Linked DNA regions of Homo sapiens: all the other regions are linked to region 1. A link is a loop called in an ENCODE intact Hi-C map of the cell type or tissue named here. Cell type or tissue: PC-9. All regions are shown on one strand. Each heading gives the region's core, and the rest is flanking DNA. Links, peaks and the distances in the headings are about the cores only. Region 1 has its middle 4.8 kb from the start of LINC02975. Region 2 has its middle 5.4 kb from the start of LINC00963. Region 3 has its middle 6.2 kb from the start of IER5L-AS1.

Region 1 (6,344 bases), core at 1,345-6,344:
GCATCGATGGGCGAATGGATACGCAAAATGTGGTGTAGACACGCAAGGGACTCGGATTCAGCCTTAAAGAGGAAGGAGGTTCTGACACACATTGCAGTGTGGATGAACCTTGAGGATATTATGCTAGTGAAATAAGCCAGCCCCAAAAAGTTAAATGCTGTATGATTCCACTTACACAAAATACTTAGAGTCGTCATAATCATAGAGACAGAGAGTGTTGCCAGGGGCTGGAGGGAGCGGGTAACGGGAATGAGCGTTTACTGGGGACAGAATCTCATACTATAAAGATGAAAACTTTCTAGAGATGAAGGTGGTGATGCTTGCACAACCACGTGCGTGTACGATGCCACTGGACTGAACATGTAAAATGCTTGCAATGGTAAACTATGTGTTATGTGTATTTTACAAGCAAAAAAAGAAAACTTTGGTAATTGCCTGTGCCAGAAGCCACCATGCCCTGGCTTAGCGGGACAGAGGAGCCAGCCCCTGGGAACAGACTCCTACCCTTGAGAAAAGGCTAAGACCACTGTGGTGGGCTCTCCCCAGGCTCCCCTTGCTCTAGCCTGGCCTTGCCTCTCGGTTCCCTGAATCAATCAATCTTTCTTTCTTTCTTTTTCTTTCTTTCCTTCTTTCTCTCTCGCTCTTTCTTTCCTTCCTTCCTTTCTCTTTCTTTCCTTCCTTCCTTCCTTTATCTTTCTTTCTTCCTTTCCTTTCTTTCTTTCCTTCTCTCTCTCTTTCTTTCCTTCCTTCCTTTCTCTTTCTTTCTTTCTCTTTCTTTCTTTCCTTCCTTCCTTCTTCTTTCTTTCTTTCTTTCTTTCTTTCTTTCTTTCTTTCTTTCTTTCGGTCTCGCTCTGTCACTCAGGCTGGAGTGCAGGGGCACAATCACAGCACACTGCCACCTTGACTTCCTGGGCTCAAGCAAACCTCCCACCTCAGCCTCCTAAGCAGCTGGGACCACAGGCACATGCCACCATGCCCAGCTAATTTTTGTATTTTTTGTAAGGACGAGGTCTCACTATGTTGCCCAGGCTGGTCTCAAACTCCTGAGCTCAAGTGATCCTCTAGTCTCGGCCTCCCAAAGTGCTGAGATTACAGGTGGGAGCCCCTACATCTGTTCTGAAATCTTCTTCGCCCTTCCCCCCACCCCCTTGTCAGCCCCTACGTCAACAGCCACGTCCATGATACACCCTGGGTCCTGACTTGGTCAGTAACACCCTCCCATCTGCCATTTCCGCCTGAAGCATCCCATCTTGGAGCACTGCCTCTTGTCTTTCCACACATTCCCTCTGCAACCTTAACTCTGATCTTTCTTTGCCTCTTGCCATCTGCCCCCAGGGCACATTCCTTTTCCTTCACCTCCCGTGTCCTCTGCTTCCTTGGGTTCCAGGCTCATTGTCTGCTGCAGACGCCCTCAGTCACCCTGCCCTCCCCCTCCTCCATCCACCTGGCAGAACCCCTGTCCCGGTTGAGTTCTGGGTGCTGCTCAGTGTGCTCTGACATCCAAGCAGCGGAGCCCTGGACAAAGCCACCTGATGGCACAAACAGCTTTATATCTCATGACCTTGACCTCCAACAAACATTTGTGCTGTCCAGCAATCCTCTGTGTTCCTCGGTCAGCTTGCAGCCCCCGTCTCCCAGACCACAACTTCTCTCTCTCCCCAAACCTCCAATACCCCACCCTCCCTCAGCCCTCATTCTCACTGTCGGATGATAGGTTGCTTTTTTTTTTTTTTGAGGCAGGATCTTGCTATGTTGCTGAGGCTGGAGTACAGTGGTGTGATCACGATTCACTGCAGCCTCAAACTTCTGGGCTAAAGTGATCCTCCCTCCTCATCCTTCTTGAGTAGCTGGGGCTACAGGTACACATCACCACGCCTGGCTAGCTTTTTTTTCTTTTTCTTTTTTGTAGAGACAGGGTCTCACTATGTTGCACAGGCTGGCCTCAAACTCCTGAGCTCAAGACATCCTCCTGCCTTGGCCTCCCAGAATGTTGGGATTACAGGCATGAGCTTCATTGAAAACGCAGAGGCAATCAGAGGCATTCCTGGCCCTGCACTCACCAGCCTCCCTGGGTGTCCCCCTGGGCAGCTGCCCCTCCTTTCATGCCCATCAGCTGTCCCTCCTCTCATGCCCGTCAGGTCCTTCCCTGCCCGGGCCCCGTGCACCTCGCTTCCTCTCCACCTTCCCCTGGCTTCCCTTCACATGGCCCCATCTCTCCTGCGTCACCAGCTGTTTCCTCTCCTGGGTCAGCCCCATCAGCATGCCACAAACATGCAGGAATGCCCCCAGATTGTAAGAAGCCACCCTCTGACCCCACAATCCCCTTTAGCTTCCGCCGTGCTTATCCGATCCCCTTCCAGCATATTCCCTTGGAAGGGTGGTCTCTGTGCTGTCTCTCCGCTCCTCCCCCGGCCCCCATCATCCCCCAGGCCCACCAAAGTTGGGCTCCCAGCCCTGCCATTCCACCCAAACAGCTCTTGCCAAGGTCAGCATTGACCATCACAGTCCTCCACCTGCCAGCAGCCTCAGACATGGCCGCTCACTCCTTCTGTCTGTCAACACACCCTTCTCCTGGCCCCAGGACATGGCTTTGCCTCCCACTTTGCCTCCCTGCCTCTCATTTGCTCCTCCTGTCCTGTGTAAACTGCCTGCCCGCCCTCTTACTGGGAGAGCTCTTCCATCCCAGGCGCTGGGTCCCAGGTTCCTCCCCGAAGTCCGGCCCCTCCCCTGACCTCTAGGCCTGCACTCCCAAAGGACGGGTTCCTCGATCCTCAAACTTAATGTTTCCCAAACCCCATCTCCTCCACTGATAAGCTTGAAACCTGCTCCTCCCACAGCAAATGGAAATTGCGTGCTCTGCTTCCTCAGGTCAAAGCTCTTGGAGCAGCCCTTGACCCCCACCTCTCCATTACATCCACGTGATGGGTTGCCTTTTTTTTTTTTTTTTGAGACAGGGTTTCACTCTGTCACCCAGGCTGGGGTACAGTGGCACAATCATAGCTAGACCAGCGATCGTCTGAGCTCTCACTTTAAAACACACTTGAGGCCCGGTATGGTGGCTCAAGCCTGTAATCCTAACCCCTTGGGAGGCCAAGGAAGGTGGATCATCTGAGGTCAGTTCGAGACCAGTCTGGCCAGTATGGTGAAACTCTGTCTCTACTAGGCCAGGCGCGGTGGCTCATGCCTGTAATCCCAGCACTTTGGGAGGCCGAGGCGGGCAGATTATGAGGTCAGGAGATTGACACCATCCTGACTAACACAGTGAAACCCCATCTCTACTAAAAATACAAAAAATTAGCCGGGCATGGTGGCAGGTGCCTGTAGTCCCAGCTACTGGGGAAGCTGAGGCAGGAGAATGGCGTGAACTGGGGAGGCAGAGCTTGCGGTGAGCTGAGATCGCGCCACTGCACTCCAGCCTGGGCGACAGAGTGAGACTCCGTCTCAAAGAAAAAAAAAAACAAACCCTGTCTCTCCTAAAAATACAAAAATTAGCTGGGTGTGGAGGTGCATGCTTGTAATTCCAACTACTCGGGAGGCTGAGGCAGGAGAATCGCTTGAACCTGGGAGGCGGAGGTTGCAGTGAGTGGAGATCGCCGTCAGTGCACTCCAGCCTGGGTGACAGAGCGAGACTCCGAGACTCCGTCTCAGAAAAAAAACAAAATGAAACAAAAACCTCACACATTTGGCCCCCGGCCCCTTTCCAGGGTGCCTGGGACCCAGGGCTGGGCCATCCCCGCTCCCCCATAAGAATGCCGCAGTTCCCCACAGTCTCCCAGCTCCACCCTTCTCCACACAGAAGCTAAAAGACCCTTTTAAAATGCAAGTCAAATCCCATCTCTTGCCGGCTCAGAACCCCCCAGGGGCTTGCGGAGAGGAAGATGCAAAGTCCTAGCTGCTGCCCACCAGGCCTGACTGACCTACGTGGCTGACCCCATCACAGGCCCCAGGAAGGCAGGGCTGTGTCTGTCTGGTCGTGGGTGTCTCGGCACCCAGGCCATGCATCGGTACATATTTGATGGATGAATAAGTGACGGATGGGTGACTGCGGCTTCCCTGGGAGGCTCCGCCCTGCCTTGGAACCCAGCCCAGCCCAGCCTCCGCGCTTCCCTGCCTGCCTGGGCCTGCACCTGGCCAACCCCCGCAACAACCTCCACCAGGTGTGCAGCCTTGAAAACTGTTGGTTCTGGTTGCCAACTCTCCTAGCAGAGAGGGGTGCTCCAGGGACCAAGGGTCTGTGGTACCTGAGCAAATCTCTTCTAGCTGCCCTGACCACCCTCCTGTGGGTCCCTCTCCTCCATTTCCCCCACCTGGTGGGTGGGGCTGAGGGAGCAGAGACCACGCCCCCAATCCAGCCACACTCTTCTTCCAGCCAACCAAGCACCAGAAAACCAAGATTTGCACAAAGAGCTGGTGGCCTGGGAGCAGGTCCCTCAGGCTCCTCACATCTGCCCTGCAGAAGGGGCAGACATTGTCTCATTCTGGGAGTCACTCATGGTACCGAGATCAAACCCCCAGGTAACCCCCACACAGCCTTGCACAAGCCTTGCTTCTCACTTTGGACATCTACATTGCACCACTTGGGGTCGTCATTTGTAGCCAGCGAGGTGACCTGGGTGGGGGCAGAGCTGGATCTAGAACCCCCCCCCCGGTCCCTCCCCTGGGCAAGGGCCCCACATTTCCTTTTCCAGTGATGCTCCCATGCCCAGAATCTTTCTGGACTCCAGCTGCAGAATGGCCATTCATCTCGGGTTTCAATTTCCCACCTGCCCCTTTGACCTCCCCAGGCGGGGAGCGGGGGCCTTGGCTGGGCTTGTCGCTGGGGCTTGGGGGCAACTCGCCCAGTGAGAACCTGCTACGTGCCAGGTGCGCCTCTCACCCAGTCCTCACAGCAGCCCTGCATCTTCACAAATGAGAAAACAGGCCGGGCGCGGTGGCTCATGCCTGTAATCCCAGCACTTTGGGAGGCCAAGGTGGGTGGATCACCTGAGGTCAGGAGTTCCAGACCAGCCTGGCCAACATAGTGAAACCCCGTCTCTACTAAAAATACAAAAATTAGCCGGGTGTGATGGCGGGCGCCTGTAATCCCAGCTACTCAGGAGGCTGAGGCAGGAGAATCACTTGAACCCGGGAGGCAGAGGTTGCAGTGAGCCGAGATCGTGCCACTGCACTCCAGCCTGGGCGACAAAGGGAGACTCTGTGTTAAAAAATAAATAAATAAAAGAAAAGAAAACAAAGAAGAAAGGTCCCTGGTTAGGGCCACGGGGGGATGCAGCAGGGCCCATGGCCTGGGAGGGGGTGGTGGCTGGGCGGTGCCAGGATGGAGAGATACATCTGTCTTATAAGAGTGGGCAGACAGGCCCTTGTTCCAGGAGCTGAAATGAAACAGAACTGTGTATATATCTTCTCATCTATAGACTAAATTAAACTAACTCATAGAAATAGTCTGTTTTAAGTTTCTTTACTTAAAAGTATCTTACACGTTTAACACCTGCCAATACACGTATGTACGTGATATTCAGTAATGATCATTGCAAACTGGGCACGGTGGCTCATGCCTGTAATCCCGACACTTTGGGAGGCTGAGATGGGAGGATCACTTGAACCCAGGAGGTTGAGGCTGCAGTGAGCTGTGATGGTGCCACTGCCCTCCAGCTTGGGTGACAGAGCAAGATCCTGTCTGTAAATAATAATAATAATAGTAATAACTGCGACCACCTATACAAATTTCATCTATACATCCCAGGTATTGTGCACCCTCCATACAAATGTATGAAAATTCACAGAAAGCCTGTGCTTGGTCAGTGCTATCATCAGGCCTATTTGGCAGATGCAGAAACAGGCTCACAGAAGGGAAGTCACTTGCTGAAAGCCACATGGCTGGCACGGGGTGGCACTGAGACTTGCACCCAGATCTGGGCAGCATTAAAACCCCTGCCCCACCCGTGGTCCTCTCCTGTCTCCGTGTTAGCGTGGAGCCCTGAGATGTTTTAGGAGCCGGCTTTCCGATTTCCATCTGTGTTTGTGGTGATTGCCCTGATCTTTCAGGCATTCTGCCCTAGAAAGCCCCTTGGGGAGGGGGCTTCCTGTTTCACCTGCTTGGACGTGGCTTTGGAGCTAAGACCGAGAGGAGTCAAGGTGGGATTCCTCGGATGCCCTGAGGGAGTGCGATGGGATGCCTGGGGGCTGCTCCTCCAGCCTCAGACACTCCTGCCCACAGCCCCTGGCCAGGCCCTGCCTGAGCCACTGCTCTAGGCTGCAAAGGGCTGGCTCTCATTTCCTAATTCATCCTGCCAGCTGGAGCCAAGGTGGACTCTCCCCATAGACTGGGATGAGTGCCCTGGCCC
Region 2 (5,000 bases), core at 1-5,000, 200 kb after region 1:
CTGTGAGTGTTGTCACAAGACAGTATCTCTGAGGCTTGAGCCTTGGGACATGGAGGCCTCTGGAGGGAGGGACACAGACTGTTCTGGAAGCAAAGGCTGTTCTGACTGACCCTGCCTGGGCTGGGCACTGGTGGGGACAGGTGAGATGTGGCATGGGGTAGATGATATGGAAGGTGGCATTCCTACTGAGGCAGTTAGTTCAGGGTGCTGCCTGTGGGGTGGGACCTGGGTTTGATCCCAGCTTGTCCTTTCTACCTGTTGTGACCTTGGGCCAGCCTAAGCTTTGTTTCCACCTCTGCAAAGGGATGACAGTTGTGTTGTCCATCTACAGAGGTGAGTTACCGAGGGGCTAATGAAGCTTTAGCTCCTGGGACTGTCATTTACCAAGGCCCTGAGCTTAACCGCCTATTCATAACTTTGCACTATTCTTCTTCAAGTGGGTCCCCAGGATTGTAAAACCTTCAGGCCCCATAAAACCTGGATCTGCCCCATTCACCTAACAGAGTTATTGCAAGTTTTGGTGAAAGAAGACAGGCAAACCCCTAGGCAATCCTGGGTCGCAAACGGAAGCCTCCTTCACTTCTGAGTCTTGGAAGTAGAACGCCTTGACACTCCAGATAAGGGGGACACTTGTCCAGGGAGGGCCAGCTGAGCCCCCACCCCTGTTCTCACTGCCCCGTAGCCCCCATGGCCTCAGGGCTCCAATCTCCCTAGCCCAGACTAGAAGCAGGTTGGAAGGAGAACCCAGGTGGGGATGTGAAGGGCAGAGTCGGGGGAGGCAGCGGAGGTGGGGAGTAAAAGGACTAGATTGAGCCCCTCTGGCTGCCATATGCACGACCTTCTGCAGGGCCAGGCTGGTGAGAAGCCAGCTAGGGGTGAGCGTCCTGAGCAGTGGCCTTGGGGGTGGTGTGGTTTTAATAACGACCTTCAAATGTGTGGGCCCCGGGGAGAGGCAGATTATATGAGACCCAAAGTCGGGGCTTCGAGATGGGGAATACTGGGGGACTGGGCATGTTCCCCTCTATGTAAAGTTTCCCAAGGACAGGACCTCCCTTCGACCGCGCCCCCACAAACTCTCTGCCCAAGCGCCCCATCTCCCAAGTCCTGAAGACCACTGGCAGATGAGGAAGTGGAGGCTCCGAGAGGGCAAGCCGTTGCCTAAGGCCACACAGCAGGGGAGTATAGGATACAAATCCGGATTTGGACCCAGCTGTACCTCGAAATTCCTTCCTGCTCCTAACCCCTCCCTAATACCGCCCTCTGCTGTGGGCGCAGTGGCACGTAGTGGGCTCGCAGTAAGGATGGGGATGAAGGAAGGAAGGAAGGGAAGAAATGCCTAGGCCAGGCTCTTCCCACGCCCCGGTCTCCGCGGCCCGCTCTTTCCAGCTCCGTCGCCCGCCCCCCTCTCCCCTCCCAGTCTAATTGGGAGGTCTCCGAGCCGTCTCTCCCGCTTCCTCAGGTTCCCCCGCGCTCCTCCCGGACCCCACCCCGAGGCAGCTTTCTCACAACGGGATCCTCCCCGGGCGGCGTGGGGACGCCTCCCGACCCCGAGGCCCGGCAGGAGAGCCGCCACCGCGGCCGGGTGGTCTCCGCGTCGCATGGCCCCTGCCGGCCCCCCCGCCCATGGCAGCTACATAATTAATTCGCCCATAAATAACTGATTGGGGTCGCGCACGCGCCCGGTGTCCCTAGGACTGGGATCCCCGTTAGGGTTAGGGGCGTGGGGGGTCGGGGGCCGCGGGGCTGTGCGTGCCGGGGCGCACGGTTTTGCTCCGCGGGCCTCTCTCGCTCCCTCGCGCCGGCTTTTTCCCTTTTTCTCTTTCCTTTTTTTCTTTCCTGGAGCGGAGCCCGGCGCCAGGAGTCTGGAACCAGCTTGACAGGCTTTTGAGTTATGGAGGGGGGAGGGGGAGAGGCGGGCGGCGGGGAGGGGGAAGGGAGGGCGCCGCCGCGGCGTGGGGGCGGGGCCGGCTCCCCGGTTTGGAGACTCGCCCCGACTTTGGGGTCCGCCAGCGGCGGCCGGGCGGAGGGCGGGGGACCGCAATCGTGGGGGGAGTCACCCCGCGGGGCCCGGCGGGCGAAACGGGCCGGGCTTCAGAGCCGCAGTAAATGAGGCCCGGGGCGGGCGGGGGTGGACACGGCCTCGGGGCCACGGCCTCCCCCGCCGAGCAAGGCATTCCTTTCCGCTGAACTGGGCGCCCGGGCCCGCGCCGCGCCCTGCACGCCTCGCGCCCGGCGATCGGGCCCAGGGCGGGGGAGCAGGGAGGCGGCCCCAGCCGGTCGCCGGCGCCCCCAGGCGCTGCTTCCCAGGAGCTCGGCTCCCCGGGATGGAAGGGACTGATACCCAGTTAATGGGCGTGGAGCCTGAGCCCCTGAGGGTCGTCGCTAACGGGGGTCGCTCAGCAGGGCCGGCCTCCGCTGCCTGCCCGGGGTGTCTAATCACCTCTCCGATCCTTTGCCCGGATCTGAGCTTCGTCATTCACGCCCCTCCTCCCTGGCGACTTTGGGCCTGGTGACAGTCCCCCGACCCTCGCAGAGCCAGGGGCACAGTAGGCGCCTTAGCCACTGGCAGAATTTCACCGGCGCTCTGCCCGACGCCCCCAGCCCCAGGGCCGGGCGTGGGTGGAAGTGTCTGGAAGGGTGGGTTCACCAGGGCTGGGCACGTCAGCGGCCCCGTACAGAGAATCCGGTGCCTGGGGTCTCTGGAGGGGGTACTCAGAGTATCCGAGGAGGAGACTCCTGGATGCTAACAGAGCCCCCAGTTAGGAGCAGTCCGCGAGACAGTTGGTAACAGTGCTGGCCTTGCCCGGGCGCCGGAAGGTTCCGTGAGGCCCAGCAAGTCCTGACTTGGCACAGGGCCCAGCACACGGTAAGCGCTCGGTACTTGGTCACTGTTGCTTGATTTTACCATTTCGGAGGGGCTCATCTACGCCTAGCAAAGCCCCCCTCCCGGTGACCCAAGGGGAGCTCCAGAATGTTGAGCGGCTGAGCGGCCTGGCTCCTCCTCTCGACCCCATCGAGCCAAGTGTCGAAATCATCCCAGACGAAGCTGCTGAGCAGAAATTTCCAGTCTCCCTGGCAAAGCTGGGAAGATTTTGGGTGCGGCTCAGAGACGCAGCTGGGTCGGCTCTGTGGGGCCAGGGCTGGGGAGGGACCCCAAGATGTTCTATGAGACCCAAGCAGCACCCCCAACTTGGGTTGGGGGCGTTGGGGGGTGGAGCCTGGCCTCCTGCTGAGCCCCAGAGCTGATACAGCACAGGTAAAAGCCCATTGTTCTCAGTGGTCCACAGAGGCTCAGGGCAGGAGCAAGATCAGGGTTCGGGTGCTGGCGCCACCCCTCGTTTAGCCCCTACCTGGGATCTGAGGGAGCACCCATCCTTGGAATGCAGGATAATAGGGTTGCTGTGAGGATGGAAGGAGACTGTGCCCATGAACACTTGACACAGCTCCCTGCCCTGGGGAAAGCACCCAGGAAATGCGGGCTGTTTGTCTTAGTGATGTTCCACTTAATAGCACTTGCGGTGGCTCCCTGGCCCCCGAGGAGCCCACCTTGCCAGTTCTTGGCCACAAGAGTACGAGCCCCTCTGTCAGGACGGTGGGTCTCATTGAGGCCATCCTTATCCTGAGCAACCTAAAGAACTCACATGGAACTTAGCAAACAGGCAGACCCTTGCCTTGTTCTCAGGGCTGTGTGATCCCGGGTGAGCAACTCGGCCTCTCTGAACCTGGTTCTCCTCTGCAAAACAGAGATGATGGCCTGGGACCCTCTCCCACTACAGGGAAGTAGCATTGGAGGGGGAAGAGACAGGGGGAGCGTCCCAGCACTGCCCAAAATTGGACAGGTGACTTTGGACAAGTCTGAATGAGACTGAATAAGACAAAACGGAGTAACATTAGAGCTTGCTGGCTACTCTCTGCCCTGGGCCGGTGCTAGATGTTTTACATGCACTGTTAATCACTGTTACTCGTGGAGGGAGATTTTATTATTAACTTTCTTTTCCAGATGAGGTAACTGAGGCTCAGAGAGGTTGATTCACTTTCTCAAGGACACACAGCTAGGAAATGATAGAGTCACGATTCAAACCATCATTTGTTGGCTTAGAGCCTGAATCCCTAAAGAAAAAGCAGGCAGGGTGTAGTGGCTCACGCCTGTAATCCCAGCAGTTTGGTAGGCTGAGGCTGGAGGCTCACTTGAGCCCAGGAGTTTGAGACCAGCCTGGACAACGTGGCGAAACCTCATCTCTACAAAAATACAAAAATTAGCCCGGCCTGATGGAGCGCGCCTGTAGTCCCAGCTACTCAGGAGGCTGAGGTGGGAGGATCACCTGAGCCTGGGGAGGTCAAGGCTGCAGTGAACCGTGATCGCGCCCCTGCACTCCATACAGCCTGGACAGCAGGATGAGACTCCGCCAAAAAAAAAAAAAAAAAAAAAAAAAGAGAGAGAGAGAGAGGAAGAAAAAAGGAAAGAAAGAAAGAAGGAAAAAGAGAAAAAGCAACTTTAATTTTTTTAATATAACATTTTAAAGTCCCTACTGTGTGCAGGGCATCAAGGTAGGTGGCAACAAAAACGAAGATGCCAGGACCCCAGCCTTTGAGATGCTCATAGCCGAGTGGGGACACAAGACTTGGAGGAGGCGCTCCTGAGAGTTAGATGTGAAAAGCAGCACCCTAGAGGCGTCCACCAGAGCTGAGGGCACCGGGAGAGAGAGAGGTGGGTTTTGGTGTAGGGGATGGGGAGGGAGGAGAGCTGGTGGGGGAGGCACAGAGGCCAGGGGACAGCAAAGGCTGCTCTTGAGAAATCTCAGTGGAGGGCACTGGGCCATTCCCAGAGGTTGGCACAGCAAAGCCAAAGGCATGGTGGCAGGAGAGGAGGCCATGCTCTGAGGAAGGGCCCGCAGCCCAGCGTCAGGGAGGGTAATGGGGAGGGGAAGGAGAATGGTGTTGCCGAGCCTGGGCCAGCCTGCAAAGGCTGGAGGAAGCTACCTTGCTTTATAAAAATGGGG
Region 3 (6,344 bases), core at 249-5,248, 49 kb before region 1:
GAGTCTTGCACTGTCACCCAGGCTGGAGTGCAGTGGTGTGATTTTGGCTCACTGCAACCTCCACCTCCCAGGTTCAAGCGATTCTCTTGCCTCAGCCTCCCGAGTAGCTGGGATTACAGGTGCCCGCCACCACGCCCGGCTAATTTTTGTATTTTTAGTAGAGATAGGGTTTCGCCATGTTGGCCAGGCTGGTCTTGAACTCCTGGCCTGAAGTGATCCGCCCTCCTTGGCCTTCCAAAGTGCTGGGATTACAGGCGTGAGCCACCTCGCCCATCCTGCCGGGTCTTGATTGATAGGTTGTAACTGGGACTGGGCTCTGAAACCCACCTTGACCTCACCTAAGTAGTTTTCCCTCTGCAGAGCTGTGGAAATGTTGACTGAATACCCCTTGGTGCACAGGTGCTGATGGCAGGGGCAGGCGTTCAGGGACCAACGTGTTCTGGAAATGAACCAGTCAGTGTCTTTGGACTCCAGTGTGGTGCGGGGGGTCCGGATGGGTCCTGTGGGGGTAGGGGTGGCTTTGAGGTTCAACCAAGCATCGAGGGCAGTGCCTGAGAGGACCCTGGAGGCCAGCCCAGCCTGCCGGTCTCACTATGGGGTCCTTTGGGGGACTCAGAGGATGACTGAGGAGGTATCCACCCCCGACCAAGGCCTCTGGGATTCCCCACCCTCTGCAGGTTCAGCCAGAGCTCCCAGGAGCCTAGACCTGGGAGCAGGGGTGTGGAAGAGGAGGGAGAAGCCAGCTTGGGTACGTGGGGAGGCAGAAGCCTGGAGAAGGCCAGGGCTCTCCGAAAGGGAACAGTTACACTCGCAGGGCTCCCGCGTGGGGTGGGGTGTAGACAGGCCAGGCACCGGGCTGGGAGCTTCATACTTAGTGATGTTCCCCATCCTCCCAGCACCCCCGGTGGAGGGTGTGATGTTTCCCATAATCAGATGAGGAAACTGAGGCTCAGTGAGCTTGTGGCTCACCCGCGACCATGTGGTTGATTCAGAGCAGAGCTGGGGGTGGACGCCAAGGCCTTGTGTCTACTCACTAGCCCGTGTAGCCTCTTGAGGCCGCGCAATTGTAGTGACACCTATATAGTGGTTATGTGGCTAGGCATTAATTTACATAGACCACACAGCTTCTCTTAATATTCCCATTTTACAGATGGGAAAGCTGAAGCACAGAGAGGTTAACTCACTTGCCCAAGGTCACACCACGAGCAAGTGGCAGTAGTGGGATTCGAAGCCAGGAAATCTGGCTCGAGAGGCCAGGCGTGAACACGCTAAGTGTTCTGGGGGAGGCAGACGACTTTCTCCTTCCTTCCGTCTCTGTTCCTTGCTCTCTTTCCATCTACATGTGAAGGGTGTGCAGGGCTGCTGACCTCCCTGGACTTTTTAGAGATGGCTTTTTTTTTAGAGCCTGTCTGGCTCTGTTGCCCAGGCTGGAGTGCAGTGTTGCGATCACAGCTCACTTCAGCCTACACCTCCTAGGCTCGAGTGATCCCCCCACCTCAGCCCCCCGAGTAGCTGCGACTACAGGCGTGTGCCACCATGCCCAGCTAATTTTTTTTTTCCCGAAATGGAGTCTTGCTCTGTCACCTGGGTTGGAGTGCAGTGGTGCGATCTCGGCGCACTGCAACCTCTGCCTCCTGGGTTCAAGCAATTCTCCTGCCTCAGCCTCCTGAGTACCTGGGACCATAGTCGTGTGCCACCACACCTGGCTAATTTTTGCATTTTTAGTAGAGACAGGGTTTCACCATGTTGACCAGGCTGGTCTTGAACTCCTGACCTCCTGATCTGCCCGCCTCCGCCTCCCAAAGTGCTGGGATTACAGGCGTGAGCCACAGCGCCCAGCCTAGAGATGGTTTTCATGCAGCAAAGTGTCACTTGTCCCACTGAGCATTGTTTTCCTCATCTGTAAAACAAAAATGAGTCTGATCTTGCCAATTCCACTCCACCTCTTTTGGGGAGGAAAAAACTTTTACTAGGACGACTTAGTAAAATGCAGACACCATGAATGGACCCTGCGGTGAGGGGAAGGAGGAGAAACAAGATAATAAATCTGATAAATAAATGAACAAGATTTTGCATTTCCTGACTGTGGTTGGTGAAATTCTAGGAAATAACTTTATTGTCCTGACAGGAGTCCTCGGTTCCTTTCACAGACCTTCCTCAAACATCCACTGTGTGTGTGCCTGGGGCTGCGGAGACCCAGGACAAAGCCGAGAGTCAGACGGGCAAGGCACCTGCTGTCACGGAGCTCATGGTCATCCTCTTCCTTCCCTCCTTCCCATGATATTTTTTGAATTAATTAATTTTGTTTTGAGACAGAGTTTCCCTCTGTCACTCAGGCTGGAGTGCAATGGCATGATCCGGGCTTACTGCAACCTCCGCCTCCTGGGCTCAAGCGATTCTCATGCATCAGCCTCCCGAGTAGCTGGGACTACAGGCATGCACCACCACGCCCGGCTAATTTTTATACCTCCCATAATACTTACTGAGCACCTGCTCTTTGCCAGGTGTGGTGCTGGGTGCTCAATGCTGCAATACAGCAGTGAAGTCCTTGAACTCCCGGGCTCGAGTGATTCACCCTCCTCAGCCTCCCAAAGTGCTGGGATTACAGGCGTGAGCCACCTCGCCCGGCCTGCCGGGCCTTCATTGTTACGTTGTAACTGGGACTGGGCTCTGAAACCCACCTTGATCTCACCTTAGTTGTTGCCCCAGCACGAGCTCACAGTCCAAAGGGGGGAGACAGACCTTGAATGCCTCATTCCTGAAATAACCAAATGAAATTATGATCTGCCCTAGGTGCGGGAAGTACAGGGTGCTCAGGGCAGTGTCCCCTGGGGACCTGGCTTGTTCTGGGGTGGTGGCGAGGGAGGTCAACTTGGAGCAAGTCTGACATGATCAGGTGTGCGCGCTAAGCGGGAGGTACTCCGTGAATGACACGGTTGCTGCCCCAGTCTCTTCTTCTGGGGTCTTATCTCTGCAGTGCCTGAATCACCGCTGGTCTGTTGCTCAATCTGAAAGCAGAGAGGTCTTTGTCCTTCGTCACTGCCCAGGATTCTGAGCCTGCTGTGAGGTTGGGAGGCAGAGGCCGGGGAGCTCTGCCCAGCAATGCTCCTGGGAACCCTCTGAAGTCAATGGTTGAGTTGTGGGTTCCACTTGAAATGCCATGTAAATTTTGGGGTCTTTTTGATCTGAAACTAGGGGTTTCTCACCCATGAAGAGGAGGAACTGGGAAGGAGGCAGGGACTCCAAACAAAAAGAAATGGCTTTCAGGCCAAAGCCTGGGATGGGGTTGAGGTTATAGAAGCCAGAGATTCACGGAGAGACCCTAGGATCACTGCAGCCGGGGGGTTCCCCAGGCCCCAGTGTGGGGCCTGGCAGAGATCGGGGCTCGGTCACTGCTTACAAAATGAATGGAGGAACCCCAACACAAAAGGACCCTTCCTGACCCTTTTTACTCTCTGATGGGGTGAGGGCGCCAGGGTGGGATGGATGGCGGGGGGTTTTCCTTCCATGTCTCCCTCTTTGTTACCTTCATAAGACAACATCTGACCCCCCACTCCATCATGGTTTTGGTGGCTGTTGATGCCATGGTCTCAACTTCCTTCTCCTGCTGAGGCTAGAATAGAGGCAGGAGCCACACCAGGCAGATCTCTGCTGTCCTAGACTTTGGCCAAAGGCACTGGGGAGCTATGGATGATTCTTAAGGGAGGGCATGACATAAGGAGTTCTTCTTGTAATGGGATTATGGTTGCCACATAAAATACAGGCCACCCAGTTCAATTTGATTTTCAGATAAACAATGGATAATTTTTTAGTATAAGCATGTCCCAAATATTGCATGTGACATACTTAACACTAAAAAACTTACGTTGTTTATCTCAAATTCAGATGTAACTGTGCATCATATATATGTTTTTATATATGTATGTGTGTATATATATGTGTGCACAATCTTGGCTCACTGCAACCTCTGCCTCCCAGGTGCAAGTGATCCTCCCACCTCAGCCTCCTGGGTGGCTGGGACTACACTTGGCTAATTTTTAAAATTTTTTAGAGACAAGATCTTTCTATATTGCTCAGGCTGGTCTTGAACTCCCGGCCTCCAGCAATCCCCCTGCCTGGGCCTCCCAAAGTGCTGGGATTACAGGTGTGAGCCACTGTGCCCAGCCTACATCCTATATTTTTATTTGCTAAGCCTGGTGACCCTAAATGAGGCCTTTTCCAAGCTCTCCCTTGACCTCTCGTCGCCCATGGTGTGAGAAGGGAAGGAGACCACAGGATGGCCATCGGCTTCCATAATTTCCTGGGTTTGTCTCACCCCATCCTTGGCATCAGGACTTGTTCCTGAAGCTGAGGGGCCGACTGGAAGGGCCAACATAGGGTGAGTGGTTGGGGTCCAGGGTAGACAGCTGTCACCGCGTGTCAGAGTGTGTGGTTCATACGGTGGCACCAGTGCTGTTCTGCTCTTGATAGAGATCTGGAGAGTGGTAGCCGGGGGTGGGGGGAGCCTGCCCACGCCCTCCCACCCACCCCTCACCGGAGTCCTGAGAGCAGATGCCATGATCAGCCCGTGTTTCACTGGAGGCTGCCGAGGCTCAGAGAGCCCCGCTCGGCCCCGGCACAGCTCTGAGTAGTTGGGTGGGGGCTGGAGGCCCCTGGGTCTGTCTGACTTGGAGCCTGTGACTCAAACACAGGATGTTCTGCCTGCTCCCAGCCTTGGGGTCTCCCCGCCAGCCCATTGAGCCCTGAGCCCTGGCCTGGCCTTGGCCTCTCCTTTGGCTCCCGCGGCCTGCCCTGGCTTGGGGGCACTGTCTGCCCATCTCCTTCCCACCCCCGTCCCCCAACCCCAAGGTGAGGTCTCATGGAGAGCGGCGTGTAAGATGGGAGGGCCGTACCGTCAGAGGACGTGTCTCCAAAGAGCCCGTTGCAAGGGGCCACAGACCCTCAGTCTCCCTGAAGAACAAGGCTCACAGTGCTTATCTGTTGAGCACTTGACACCGCCAGGCCTTGGAAGCCTCACACTGACCCTGCTAGGTAGGTCTCACCAGGGCACCCATTTTATACACGGAAAAACTGAGGCTCACAGAGGTGGGGGCCCGGTGAACCGTGGCAAGCAGAGAAGGAGGGTGTGCCAGACTGCAGAGCCTGCCCTTTCCTGGCACACCTCCCTGGCATGTGGGGGTCTCGGGGGCTGGCTCCGTGGCTTCTCACAGCACCCAGCGGGCCGGGGCAGCCTGGGATAGTGGGGAGGAGCCCCAGGCCTGGACACCAGACCATGGTTCTCTTCCTGTGACGTAAGCCAGTCACCTGTTGCCTTCCCTACAACACAGAAATCAGGGTGTTAATGTCTTAGTGCAGGGGTGTCCAGCCCTGGCTTCAAACTAGAATCACCTGGAGAGCTTGAACAATCACTGCTGCCTGGGGCCCACCCCTGGCAGTTCAGATCGAGTTGATCTGGATCCGGGTGTCATAGATCTTAAAGGCTTTCAGATGGTTCAGAACCACGGGGTGTGGAGAGAATCATGAACTGGGGTCAGAGCTGAGGAATGTAGGTGCACCTGGAAGATAAAGAGAGCTAACTCTCTATCATCTTTTCCATATCTTGAGAGATAGAGCTGTCATCTTTTATGGAAAGCTCTATTAAATTACAATCTGTAAAAAGAGAGGAACCCCCCTCCTCCTTCCTGAGAAAATCCCTGGTTTTCCCTCCAGCAGAACTCTGTGTAGGGTGATCGACACTTTCCATCCCACTACCTCCACATCCATCCACCCATCTGTCATCCATCCATCCACCCAAATATCCACCCATCCATCAATCCACTAATACTTCCTTCTTTTCACCCATCCGTCCATTCCTTCCCACACACCTATTCATCCATCCACTCACCTATCCATCCTTCCATACAATCTCTCACCCATTCATCCATATATCCACTCACACATCTATCCATCCATCCATCCATCCATCCATCCATCCATCCATCCATCCATCCTCCCATCCATCCACCTACCCACCCATCCATTCATTCATTCATCCATCTGTCCTCTCATTTATCCTCTAATCCTTCCATCTGTCCATCCATCCATCCATCCATCCATCCATCCATCCTCTTATCCATCCACCTACTCATTCATTCATTCATCTATCCTCTCATTCATCCATCCATCCATCCATCCATCCATCAATCCTCTTATCCATCCACCTACCCACCCATCCATCCATTCATTCATTCATCTATCCTCTCATTCATCCTCTCATCCATCCATCCATCTGTCCATCCATCCATCCATCCATCCATCCATCCATCCTCCCATCCATCCACCTACCCACCCATCCATTCATCCAT

The links. Hi-C counts contacts between places; a loop is a spot of excess contacts. Peaks named below come from ENCODE experiments on the same cell type or tissue, not always from the same donor. Only the 100,000 strongest peaks of a DNase experiment are listed, where the experiment ranks them.
Region 2: it touches region 1 in a loop (8-fold over the local background); 2 of 110 quality-filtered maps call a loop at or near these places.
Region 3: it touches region 1 in a loop (2.3-fold over the local background); 6 of 110 quality-filtered maps call a loop at or near these places.

What each region holds. Positions count from the first base shown.
Region 1 is chr9:129,274,491-129,280,834 of GRCh38, forward strand. No RefSeq gene overlaps it. Among named protein-coding and RNA genes, the nearest start is that of LINC02975, 4.8 kb to the right of the region's middle. RefSeq lists enhancers at 2,541-3,449, 3,450-4,358. In PC-9, for the core only: no CTCF peak of the experiment used is centred there; DNase peaks (open chromatin) are centred at 3,061 and 4,051; H3K4me3 peaks cover 2,321 bases; H3K27ac peaks cover 2,220 bases.
Region 2 is chr9:129,480,768-129,485,767 of GRCh38, forward strand. No RefSeq gene overlaps it. Among named protein-coding and RNA genes, the nearest start is that of LINC00963, 5.4 kb to the right of the region's middle. In PC-9, for the core only: no CTCF peak of the experiment used is centred there; DNase peaks (open chromatin) are centred at 1,844, 2,164, 3,024, 3,384 and 1 weaker place; H3K4me3 peaks cover 3,218 bases; H3K27ac peaks cover 3,938 bases.
Region 3 is chr9:129,226,818-129,233,161 of GRCh38, forward strand. No RefSeq gene overlaps it. Among named protein-coding and RNA genes, the nearest start is that of IER5L-AS1, 6.2 kb to the right of the region's middle. In PC-9, for the core only: no CTCF peak of the experiment used is centred there; DNase peaks (open chromatin) are centred at 2,534 and 3,014; H3K27ac peaks cover 1,196 bases.